Regions from separate parts of the Mus musculus genome. Here region 2 is linked to region 1. A link is a loop called in an ENCODE intact Hi-C map of the cell type or tissue named here. Cell type or tissue: heart. All regions are shown on one strand. Each heading gives the region's core, and the rest is flanking DNA. Links, peaks and the distances in the headings are about the cores only.

The links. A loop is a pair of places that touch in the nucleus more often than their neighbours do. Peaks named below come from ENCODE experiments on the same cell type or tissue, not always from the same donor. Only the 100,000 strongest peaks of a DNase experiment are listed, where the experiment ranks them.
Region 2: a loop joins it to region 1, with 2.4 times the contacts of the local background. A loop is called at or near these places in 2 of 42 quality-filtered maps.

Annotation. Positions count from the first base shown.
Region 1 is chr10:41,957,097-41,962,472 of GRCm38, forward strand. All of the region lies in intron 10 of Armc2 (armadillo repeat containing 2), which reads right to left. It overlaps Gm33058 (a long non-coding RNA gene), which reads left to right and starts at 1,811. Exons shown (of 3, transcript XR_380266.3): 1 at 1,811-2,142; 2 at 4,328-4,448. In heart, for the core only: CTCF peaks have their summits at 2,897 and 3,100; DNase peaks (open chromatin) are centred at 1,925 and 2,875.
Region 2 is chr10:41,904,341-41,909,716 of GRCm38, forward strand. It overlaps Sesn1 (sestrin 1), which reads left to right. Exons shown (of 10, transcript NM_001162908.1): 8 at 834-1,024; 9 at 1,996-2,140; 10 at 2,932-4,096. The coding sequence ends at 3,018. It also overlaps a transcript of Armc2 not described here. Among named protein-coding and RNA genes, the nearest start is that of Gm33058, 52 kb to the right of the region's middle. In heart, for the core only: no CTCF peak of the experiment used is centred there; no DNase peak of the experiment used is centred there.

The sequences.
Region 1 (5,376 bases), core at 95-5,094:
AGGTGGACCTCTGTGAGTTCCAGGCCAGCCTGGTCTACATAATGAGTTCCAGGACAGCCAGCGCTACACAGACAAGCTCTGTCTTTAAAAAAAAAAAAAAAAAAAAAAGGCTCAAATAGCCCATCTCAGAACTCTCCCTGAGGTCCTGAGACTAAGCAAAATGGAGCATTCCAGGAACTTGACCCTTAGTCAGGGCCATAGGGGAGCCATTTTCCCAACTCTAAAAAGCATCTTTCAAAGAAACCTTTGGGCACACTGCAAGTAAGGTGTCTGGAAATTACGACACTTCTTCAACCCCTGCAGCCCGCAGCAAGATTATCCTCTGATATAGCAAAAGGTGTTATGCAAATGAGCTGCCACCACCCCACGGGGGGACAAACTACTCACCCCATTTGCTGCTTGAAACAACCCTTGGAGCAGGCAAGAACAGGGTTCTGTTACTCATTTGTGAGATGAGGAAACTGGGGTGCAGGACGTCCGCAGGCCTCCAGGTGGCCTGGAGCCCTAGACTTTGAACTCCTGTCCCCTGCTCCGCCATTCTATTTGGCATTTGTCTGTAAACACATTTATTTTATTTCTCGGTTGCGGGCTATCCATCCCTCAAGTCCCTCACGTTTTATCTCAACTGCAAAATGGTTCACTTCGCACTGGTGCTGGGAAATGACGAACACAGTCAGAGACCACAGACGGGGGCCCCACAAGTGAAAAGTCAAAGTGGCACTGTTCCTAACCTCAGCTAAACCTGTCCTTCTCTATTAGTAAAAGTACATTCATTCTTTGGACTTTTGCCCAACTGAGACCACATATGTGCCTGAATCCAAGCCCCTGTGGTAACCCAAGAGGTTTCACGTTGTCTCGCATATGGTGAATACAGTCTGGCAGAAACATAAGACACCAACAACATGCAGCGTCACTGCACACATGAACACATTAGAGCCAAGTTTTCCCAAGGATCTCATGGCAGTCCGCATACGCACACGCATAGGAACGTGCTGCTAATTCACAAGCCTGCTGGGGTCTGCCTACAGCATTTCCTACCATGGCTTTCTCCCCAACCGGAAGGACTCCTGCCCATCCCCCACCCCAACACTAGCTTGTGCCTATTTTTCATTACTGGGAATCTATTTACTACCTGGATGTCTTTTTGTTTCAGGATAAATGGATGTATGACTTGATCTTTCTAATTTTTAGCCCCGGCTGTCCTGGAAACCCAGCTGGCCTTGAACTCCCTTGATCCATTTGCCTCTGCCTCCCAAGCACTAGAATTAAAGGGATGCACCACCACCACCCATCCATCCTTGTAATTTAATAATCATGCCCCATTAAGACAGGAGAGAACTTGGAGGTTGTATAGATTACACAGAATGTTGATGTGCCAAAATAAGGAGTCTGCGAGAGATGCCTTAGTGACCACTGACAAAGAATGGGCGGGGTGTGCAGTTATAACTCTAGTAGCTGGGAGAGGCAGAGGCAGGAGCATCACCAGGAGTTCCAGGTCATCCAGAGATCATGTCAAAGGCTAAAATTACTAAGTGATGAAGTTCTAACACTGGGTTTCACAACTGCGTGTTAGAAGTTAGAGGCATTTCTTCATTGCCGCGATGACTATATTCACAGTACGGAGAAGCGGCAGGGCTGAGCAGACATGCTAAGATACCGGCAAGCAAGCGGTTCTCGGCAAACAGTGCGCGTGGATCCTTATTTCCCCGCCCTGGATCTTCCTGGCTGCAGAGGAAATATCTTTAGCATATTCTTCCTGGCCCTGCTGTGTACGCTAACCCTCCTTCCTGATTGGTGGCTTCATCCAAGCCTGTCCTGGTCCCGCTTCTCCTTTCCTCTTGTTAAAGTAAGCTGCCGTCACAGTATAGTATTTTGTGAAACTCTAGGCACAGACAGAGCCTGTGCCTGGGGAGGTATGCAGCACTGGAAGGCTTGTTATAAAACTCATCCTCCAGCCATGGTGATGAGCCCCGCCCTTCCATAGTTCAGAACCCAAGGCATTATATGATCGTGGGTGCCGCCGAGTCTCCTCACATCTCCAGACTTGCTGTCCTTGGAGAAGCAGTCTGAGCAGCCACTGGGAAACTGCTTCTTCCCAAGCAAAGGCAGAGGAGAAAGGCAATGCCTGCTCTCTCCTGTCAGGTGAGTTAGCGGCCAGTTGCTCTGGCGGATAAAGCATTCCTTTACAGGAAGGGAAGTTCCTAAGTGAAGAATAGCTGTCTCGTTCAGTGAACAATAAATCACTACAATTTGTATGCCATTAAAAACTGGGTGTGAAGGAACTCTCCATCCTAGCAGATGGACAAAGGTTGCTTTGAGAAAGTATTTCTGCTGTTTCCCATGTTGGGTATAGGTCTCAATTGTGTGTGTGTTTGCATATGCAGTATTTTGGGGTGAAGCCATGTTGCTTACATTTTATTATGCATTCAGTATAGAACAGCTTCTTGTCTGTTTTCTTTCCCTGATTAAAACATTCTTTTCTGGCATGGGTCTTGTCTATAGCTCGGGCAGGCCTTGAACTTAGGAGTCTTCTACTTTAGTCTCTGAAATGGTGGGCTTACAGTCTTGGCCTATCCAGCCCAACATTTTTGTTTTAATTAAATAGGAAGGACTGTCCAGTTTTGCGGATTCTGCAAATGACACGCTGTAAAACAAACTCCCTTTCTACCCATATTTGTAAACACTCAAACATGGTGATAGCTTGCTCGAATCAAGTGGTGTGCACGGCAGGGGCATGCTCTCAAGTGGCAACAGTGAGTTTCACTTTCTCCAGATCCATAGGATACGGGGTGCAGACTGTGGTCCCCACAGAGTCTCTACCAGATGCTAGGTTCAGAGAAAGGTGTTGAAGACAACCAAACCAGCTGTGATGTGAAGGTGGTGGGTGGTGTGAAGCTCTACAGTGCCCCTTGGAGGAAATTGAATGGAAGGGCTGACCCAGTAGGTCTAGGGCTAATCCCAGAAAAGGGAAATAAAAAGCAGGAAGGGGGTGGGGGTGGGGCAGCTAAACAGCACAGCAGGGATCTGATTTCAAGTTGGAGGGAGAAGTAGGGCTTGCTTATTCTTTGAGACTACAGCCTGTTATTTAACTCAGACTGGCCTTGAACTTGAAAATTTTTGGCTTCAAACACCTGACATTATGGCCCTAACAACCACACCTACCTAGTGCCCTCCTTTCTCTTTCTTTTCTTTCTTTCTTTCTTTCTTTCTTTCTTTCTTTCTTTCTTTCTTTCTTTCTTTCTTTCTTTCTCTCTTTCTCTCTCTCTTTCTCTCTCTCTTTCTTTCTCTCTCTCTCTCCCTCTCTCTCCCTTTCTTTCTTTCTTTCTTTCTTTCTTTCTTTCTTTCTTTCTTTCTTTCTTTCTTTCTTTCTTTCTTTCTTTTTCCCAACATATGTGAATACACTGTAGCTGTCTTCAGACACTCCAGAAAAGGGTGTCAGATCTCATTATGGATGGTTGCGAGCCACCATGTGGTTGTTGGGATTTGAACTCAGGACCTTCAGAAGAGCAGTCAGTGCTCTTAACTGCTGAGCCATCTCTCCAGCTCCGTGCCCTCATTTCTTGATCTGACATATGTTTGCTCCTGATAGCACTAAATGTTCCTTTATATCAATGGATTTTATTTTTATTATATAAAATGGTACCACAGACATATAACAGATTGGAAAAATGTCTTCAACTAGACGAGAATGCCCAATCTGTGACATTAAAAAGGGGCCAGATACTGAGGTCCATGCCTGTAATCCCTGCACTTGGGTGGATGGAGAGAGAAAATTATAATCAAAGAGAGACTTTGCCTCAAATTCCAGCACTCAGGGGGCAGAGGCAGGTGGATCTCAGAGGTTGAGACCAGCTTGGTCTACAGAGTGATTTCCAGGACAGCCAGAGCCACACATAGAAATCTTGTCTTGAAACAAACAAACAAACACTATCCAACAAAGATCAGCATGGTTGAGAATTTGAGGTTGTCTTAGTTACTGTTGTTCTACGGTTGTGAAGAGAACCTATGACCAGGGCAACTCCTAATAACTCTAATAAATCATTTAACTGGGGGCCGCTAACAATTTTAGAGGGTTAGTCCACAATCATGGCAGGACACAGACAGGCATGGCACTGAAGAAGCAGCAGAGAGCTTTACAACCTGACCTACAGGGAGCAAGCAGAGAGGGAGAGAGAGAGAGGGAGAGAGAGAGGGAGGAAGAGGGAGAGGGAGGGAGGGAGGGAGAGAGAGAGAGATGGAGAGAGGGAGAGAGAGTTAAAACTTCAAAGCCATCCTCAGCAACACATCTCCTCCAACAAGGCCACACTTTCTAATCCTTCCCAAACAGTTCCACCAACTGAGGACCAAGAAGTCAAACATATGAGCCTATGGAGACCGCTTTCATTCAACCCACCACATGGGCATATCTTTATCACAGCGGTGAAACAGTGAAAAGTAAGCTGATAGAGGTAAGGCAAGAGAATTTTTACTGTCCCATTTTTAAAACCTATGAGATTATTAAAAAGTATTAAATATACTGTGAACAATATAAGCTGTCTGAATGGACACGAAGAAACCAAGAGAGAAGAGGTGACATGAAACAAACTGACTATTAAAAATACAGATTAGAGGGGCTGAAGAAATGGCTTAGTGGTTAAGAGCACTGACTTCTCTATCAGAGGACTCAGCTTCAATTCCCAGCCCCACAGGGCAGTTCACAACTGTCTCTCACTCCAGTTCCAGGGGAGCTGACATCTTTACAGAGACACACATGCAGGCACAACACAAGTGCAAATGAAATAAAAATAAATAAATACATACATAAATAAATGAAAAACATGCAGATTAGAGCCAGGTGTATCTTTAATACATGCCTCTAATCCCAGCACTCTAGAAGCAGACATCTCTTTGAGTTTGAGGTCAGCCTGGTGTACATAGGTTCATTTGAGAATACATATCACAAAGACTATGTTGTTGAAGGTATGTCCATATAGCTCAGGATAAAAACATCTTTATTTTTTGTTTTGTTTTGCTTTGAGATAGGTTTGAACTGGCCTTGAATTTATGATCCCCCTGCCTCAGCCTCCCAGGTATGTCAGTATTACAAGTGTGTGCTGCCGCACTCCTAGCTCGGATAGCTTTTATACTTTTCCTTATATCGCCTACATTTTAACAGAAATGACCATCACTGTGTAATCAGAAATAACTACTTTCAAAAACAAAAACAAAACCCCACAAATGACCCAAAATTCAGTCAACATAAAAAAAGAAAAGTGCTTTATAAGTGCCCCTTGCTAAAACATGGTCTGGCCTTGTCTTTGACCAAAAGAGATTATTTTTTTATTTTTTTACAATCCTTTCAAAATGGAGGACCAAAATCTAAAATTAATAATCATC
Region 2 (5,376 bases), core at 142-5,141, 53 kb before region 1:
TGGGTGTGCAAGCCATGGTTTGCCTCAGGTACCACAGGGACTGGGCTTATATCATAGGCAGAAGAGAGAAGATGTAAGTTAGTCTCAGTGTAGTTATCCAGCGAAGGTTGGAAAGAGACTTGGTACTGCGGCTTCCTGCTTCCGTCAGTAGGAAGAAGTCTTAAGCTGGTCAGGCACCTCCAACCTGTGCGGTTTGCAGCAGGATGGATGGGCATGCAGTGACCAGGTGCTAGCATAATGTCAACATGCGAGTTTTAGGAAAACACTAGAGAAAGGTACAAGTAGGTAGGCATGGCAGTTGTTTGAAGGCTTGCAGCATGGAGGAGAGTTTATATTAGAGTCAGAAGATCTGGTTGATGGGGTGACAGTCAGATGAGAGGACAAGGGGGGTGAGTGACAGATGCATTCAACTAGATATTTTTAAATTTTTGTTTTGTGACATATTCTTGTTATAGTCTAGGATGGTATGTAACTTTTGGTCTCTCTGCTTCATCTTTCTAAGTGCTAGAATAATAGCTATTAGCTACCACAGCTGGTTTGGAAATTCACAAAATTTGAGAAACATCTAAACGTCTTGGGGGAGGAACTTCAGTTTGTGTTGCTTCTGGAAGCTAGGTGGAAAGCTGAGAGATGAAAGACTGTGCCTCCCTTGCTTCTTAAACTCAACCAGATTGCAACCCATCTCCTTCCTCATGTTCCAGTATGGAAATTGAGAGTAGACTGTGGTACCAGGGAAACAGAGGCTGCTGGTGACCTCACATCTTGCATCGCTGTGAACAGGAAGCTGTTCTGCCACATTTGACTGTTCATAGTTCCTCTCTTCCTTGTATTAGGACTACTGCTGGGAAGACCATGGTTACTCTCTGGTGAATCGTCTCTATCCAGATGTGGGACAGTTAATTGATGAGAAATTTCACATTGCTTACAATCTAACTTACAATACTATGGCCATGCACAAAGATGTTGATACCTCAATGCTCAGACGGGCTATCTGGAACTATATCCACTGCATGTTTGGAATACGGTCAGTCTGTTTTCTTAACGTTTATAAAGACACTTCCTTTACACAGAAGTCTTTAGGTGCCTGCAGTGTGCACGTGGCACACACAAACACACACATTCAGCTTATTTTTAAAGTTCTTGAGCTTCACAGACCTGCTTTATCACAGTTTGGGCTTGCGCTCTCTCTTTCTCTCTCTCCCTCTCTCCCTCTCCTCCCCCTCCCCCCTCTCCCCCCTCCCCCTTCCCCCTCTCCCCCCTCCCCCTATCCCCTCTCCCCTCTTCCCCCCCCCCTCTCCCTCTAGAATGGCAGGGCAGAGGTAAGGCCTTGACAGGTGGCAGGTGACTTGGAAGAGCAGGCTGGCTGTCCCAGCACAGATAGGAGGTGAGCTTGACCAATCAGTGCCCAGACTTCAGCCTCCTGCATAGCTATAGGACCAGCTTTACCAAGAGCTTTGTCTCTTTTCCACTGAAAACACAATAGGTAACTTCCATGCCTGTGATCGAAACCCATGATTCAGCAGTCAGAACAGACATTGTAGTCTGCAGGCCTCTCGGCCTCTCCTAACAGTGACACCGGCTGGCTGCCCCCTGCTCCACGCACGCACCCAGGGCATCTTTTCCTCATCCGACCCCAGAAACTCGTTTTACACAAGTAAATTTCCACTGTATGGTATATAATAGTACCAGTAATAAATATAAATCCTTAATTTCAGCACTCTGTGCTCTTTTCAGAGTAGGTTTCAGCATGGTTCTGTGTTTGTGATTGTGAATATGCAGTTCTGTAATACCCAGTCCTGTGGGAACAGTCCGCTCAGGCACTTGAAAACTCTCTCTCTTCTTCCCAAGTTCTCTCCTCTATGCTTTTTCATCTCAGCCCATCTTAGCATCATAAAGCTGTATCATTTCTCACTGTGTGGGAGGAGGAGGAAAGCGTGCGTTTACAGATGTGTGTGCTGTGCATTGACAGCAGCTCATCCCTGCGTCTCTCAACAGATACGACGACTATGACTATGGGGAAATTAACCAGCTGCTGGATCGTAGCTTTAAAGTTTACATCAAAACCGTCGTGTGCACTCCTGAAAAGGTTACCAAAAGGATGTATGACAGCTTCTGGAGGCAGTTCAAGCACTCTGAGAAGGTGCGTGCTTGTGGGCTGCCCATTGTCATCCGCAGGCTTGTTAGTCTCCTTCCCTCAAACCCACTCAGGATCTCAACGACCTGAAAAATGCCGTCCCACAGCAGCTGTCTCGGGTACCCTTGAGAGAGGAGAGCGAGGATAGACGACCGGGCTGGTCTGTCCTCAGAGATACTGGCATAGCTGTCTCCACCCAAGACTACCATTTTGGAAGAACTTTTAAAAACTGCATAGGCAGGGATGGGTGGAAGCATCTTTCTAGAAATTGATGGTTTGGCAGGGAATCCTAGAAGCCTAACAAAGCAGTACCTAGATTTTAGAACTGTGACAAATATCCAGGAAGACATGTGGTCAAATGTAAGAAGAATAAGACATTTATCCCAAAAGAAATCTGATATTGTGCTAACAAGTAAAGATGTACGCTCTTTGGTAGCACATAGACTATGCAGTCAGCCTTTCAGAGTCATGTTTCTGCATCCATAGACTGAGCCGAGTGAGGATCACGAATGTTTACAATGATTGTATCTGTGCTGAGTAACAAGTACAGTATCTGTCACTATTCCAGACCCTGGAGCAGCCACCCATCTGCTTTATGTTGTGCTCTGAGGGCTTAGACTACACTAACGCGCACTAGTGTGACACCCGGGGACTGGGTTACCCAAGGAGAATCCGAAACCATCAACTCATTAAGGGACAAGTAACTGCACTCATTTGGGACTTTGTTTTTAATTGAATGCACAGAAAACAGTGATGTTTCTAACCTGTCCTTATGTGTTGTTGTATTTTATACTCAGGTCCATGTTAATCTGCTTCTTATAGAAGCTAGGATGCAAGCAGAACTCCTGTATGCTCTGAGAGCCATTACCCGGTATATGACCTGATGCCTCTCCTCCATTAAAGATGACCCTGGAATGAACAGCACATTTAGTGTACAAGGGGATGGAACCAAGAGCCCCAGGACCAACAGTAGATAAAAAGCATTCAAAAATCCATGTGCCACAATTCCTTTAGTGTCTGCTATTTTACTGTGGGATCTCACTGCCTGTCTAGCAGTGAGCACTCGGCAGCTTTGGTGTTAGAGCTGGGAAGAAAGGCTGCCGGCCACAGTGTTTGCTTTTTGACAGACAGCACGAGATGCTGTGAACTTGTTTCAATACAGCAACTAGTAAATCTCCAGATCCCATTGCTCTGATGTGACAAGGTGACAAGACAGAGTGCGTAAAGACTGGGACGTGGCTACTAAGTTCACACATGCGGAATTGAGTGGCGCTCGGTGCTGCTGTGCGGGGATGAGCACATGGCTATTTGGCTGAGTGCTGCTACCACCTGAGCCCACGCCACACCTTGTGTGCTTTTGAATTGAACTCATGCGCATTATTTTCTTGCATCTAAAAAAGCATAGAATTTTTACTCACAGCTCAGTCAAGACCGTGTTGGCGGTAACAGTTCATTTCTTTCATTATAGTTTTTAAAATTCAGTTATTGGATGATATTGCAATGACATTCTTAAAAGATTTCCTCCAAAGAGCAATCTTAAAATGATAGTGTGTTAATTATAAGGAAAACAGGCTATCTTTTGATGTGCGTTTCCCAATATTCTCTGAGCCTGGAGGACAGCTGTCTTGTGCGGGATTTTTGGTTCCGGTGCCAACAATGTGGAAAATGTGGTTGCAGTCTGCTGCACAGGGAGTGCCAGGTGCATTCTGCCCCATGCCCTGCTGACCTCGGGACCCTGACTTTGAAGGTTATACAGCTCCTTAAAGAATAAAGCTGGAAAATATTTTAGTGAAGTTATCATATTTGTATCTTGATTTACAAAAATGCTAACTTTGAGATACAAACAGGTTTGGAAAAAAATGTATTAAGTACTTTGTATTCTGGAACCGTAAATTGATTTTGAAGTCTGTCAGTATTACTGGTATTTTTCAATAAAGAGTAATTTCCACAGTTTGCTTTATTAATTTCATGTTATACTTTAGCTTCACAGTTAGTAGCCAAATCTGAGTTTCAGTTCTGAACCACACTGGGGTCAGAGGAGTGGCAGATGATAAACAGCAGAGCTACTCTGAAACCTGCTGGTTTAAAAAGCAGTGCAGCAGGGTAGGAAACCAGGTGGCACCTTCTTCAAGGCTGTGAGAGTCCGTTGTGCATCACCACAGCTCAGTACTTGGATCCAGATATCCTGTCGAGGGGAAAAGGGGTTACCTTGGCTCATGATGCTGGGGGCTGGGGAGACTAAGCCATGTCTGGTCAGAGCCACAAGCTGCTCCCGCTCAGGACCAAGCAAGAGCCAGGCTCTTGTGATCATGAACCCATTCCTCTGTGAAAAGTAGTCGCCGATAACTGAGTGCTGTTCCCAGGACCAAGCACGTCCTCTGTCCCACAGCCCAGCTCTAGAACTTCTTTCTGGAGGACACCCTCAAATCACAGTAGACACAGTAGACCCCTTGTGGGAAACAAACAGTATCCTCAGATGCTCCTATGCGTTAGCGGTGCAGCGGTGCATGGTGCCTGCCCCTTGCACACTGACACCAGACATGCACTACAACCCCCGGCAAGACACTAAGTTAACAGCAATGCAGAGAGAAGTGTTTTGTGAGAAGCCTAATTAGGCACACAGGGCTCAGCAGAGCCCCTTCCCGGCACAGCACAGAATGAATGAAAACCACACAGATCATGCTCAGGACAGAAAGGAAAAAGTCCAGCTTCTGCTGCCAAGACTGGCTTTTGTCTCCCTTGACGGGACACTGGTGGTACTTGCTGGCATTGTTTAGATGATTCTGATGCTGCTGAAAACCAGTAAGAGCCAGTGCACTGGAAGAACACAAAGTATGGCGTCTGCAGGCAGATACTGGGGCAGCAAAGGGCGCAGAGGAGCAGCAGGAAAACTGCAAGGCAACTGGAAAAAAACAAATTTCATGAAAATCTTAGTAGCCATTGCCTGTAATCCAGACGTGGGGGTTGATGCAGACTTAGGATACCTAAGCAAGTCTGAGGCCAGCTTGGGGCACACACCTGAAAACATGAGACAGTACCTGGAAACCAGTGAAAGATTCCCACTTCATCAGACATGTGAAAACTGCTGAATGTGAAGAACAGGCCACTCCATGCCAGGCAGGAGCAAAAGAACGAGGGAAAATGAAGGACTGAAAGGGTATTCCAACACCGTGCGGCCAGCGCACATGTGAGAAGTCTTAGATGTGAGACAGGGAAGCTATTCAGAGACAAAAAATGCTTGT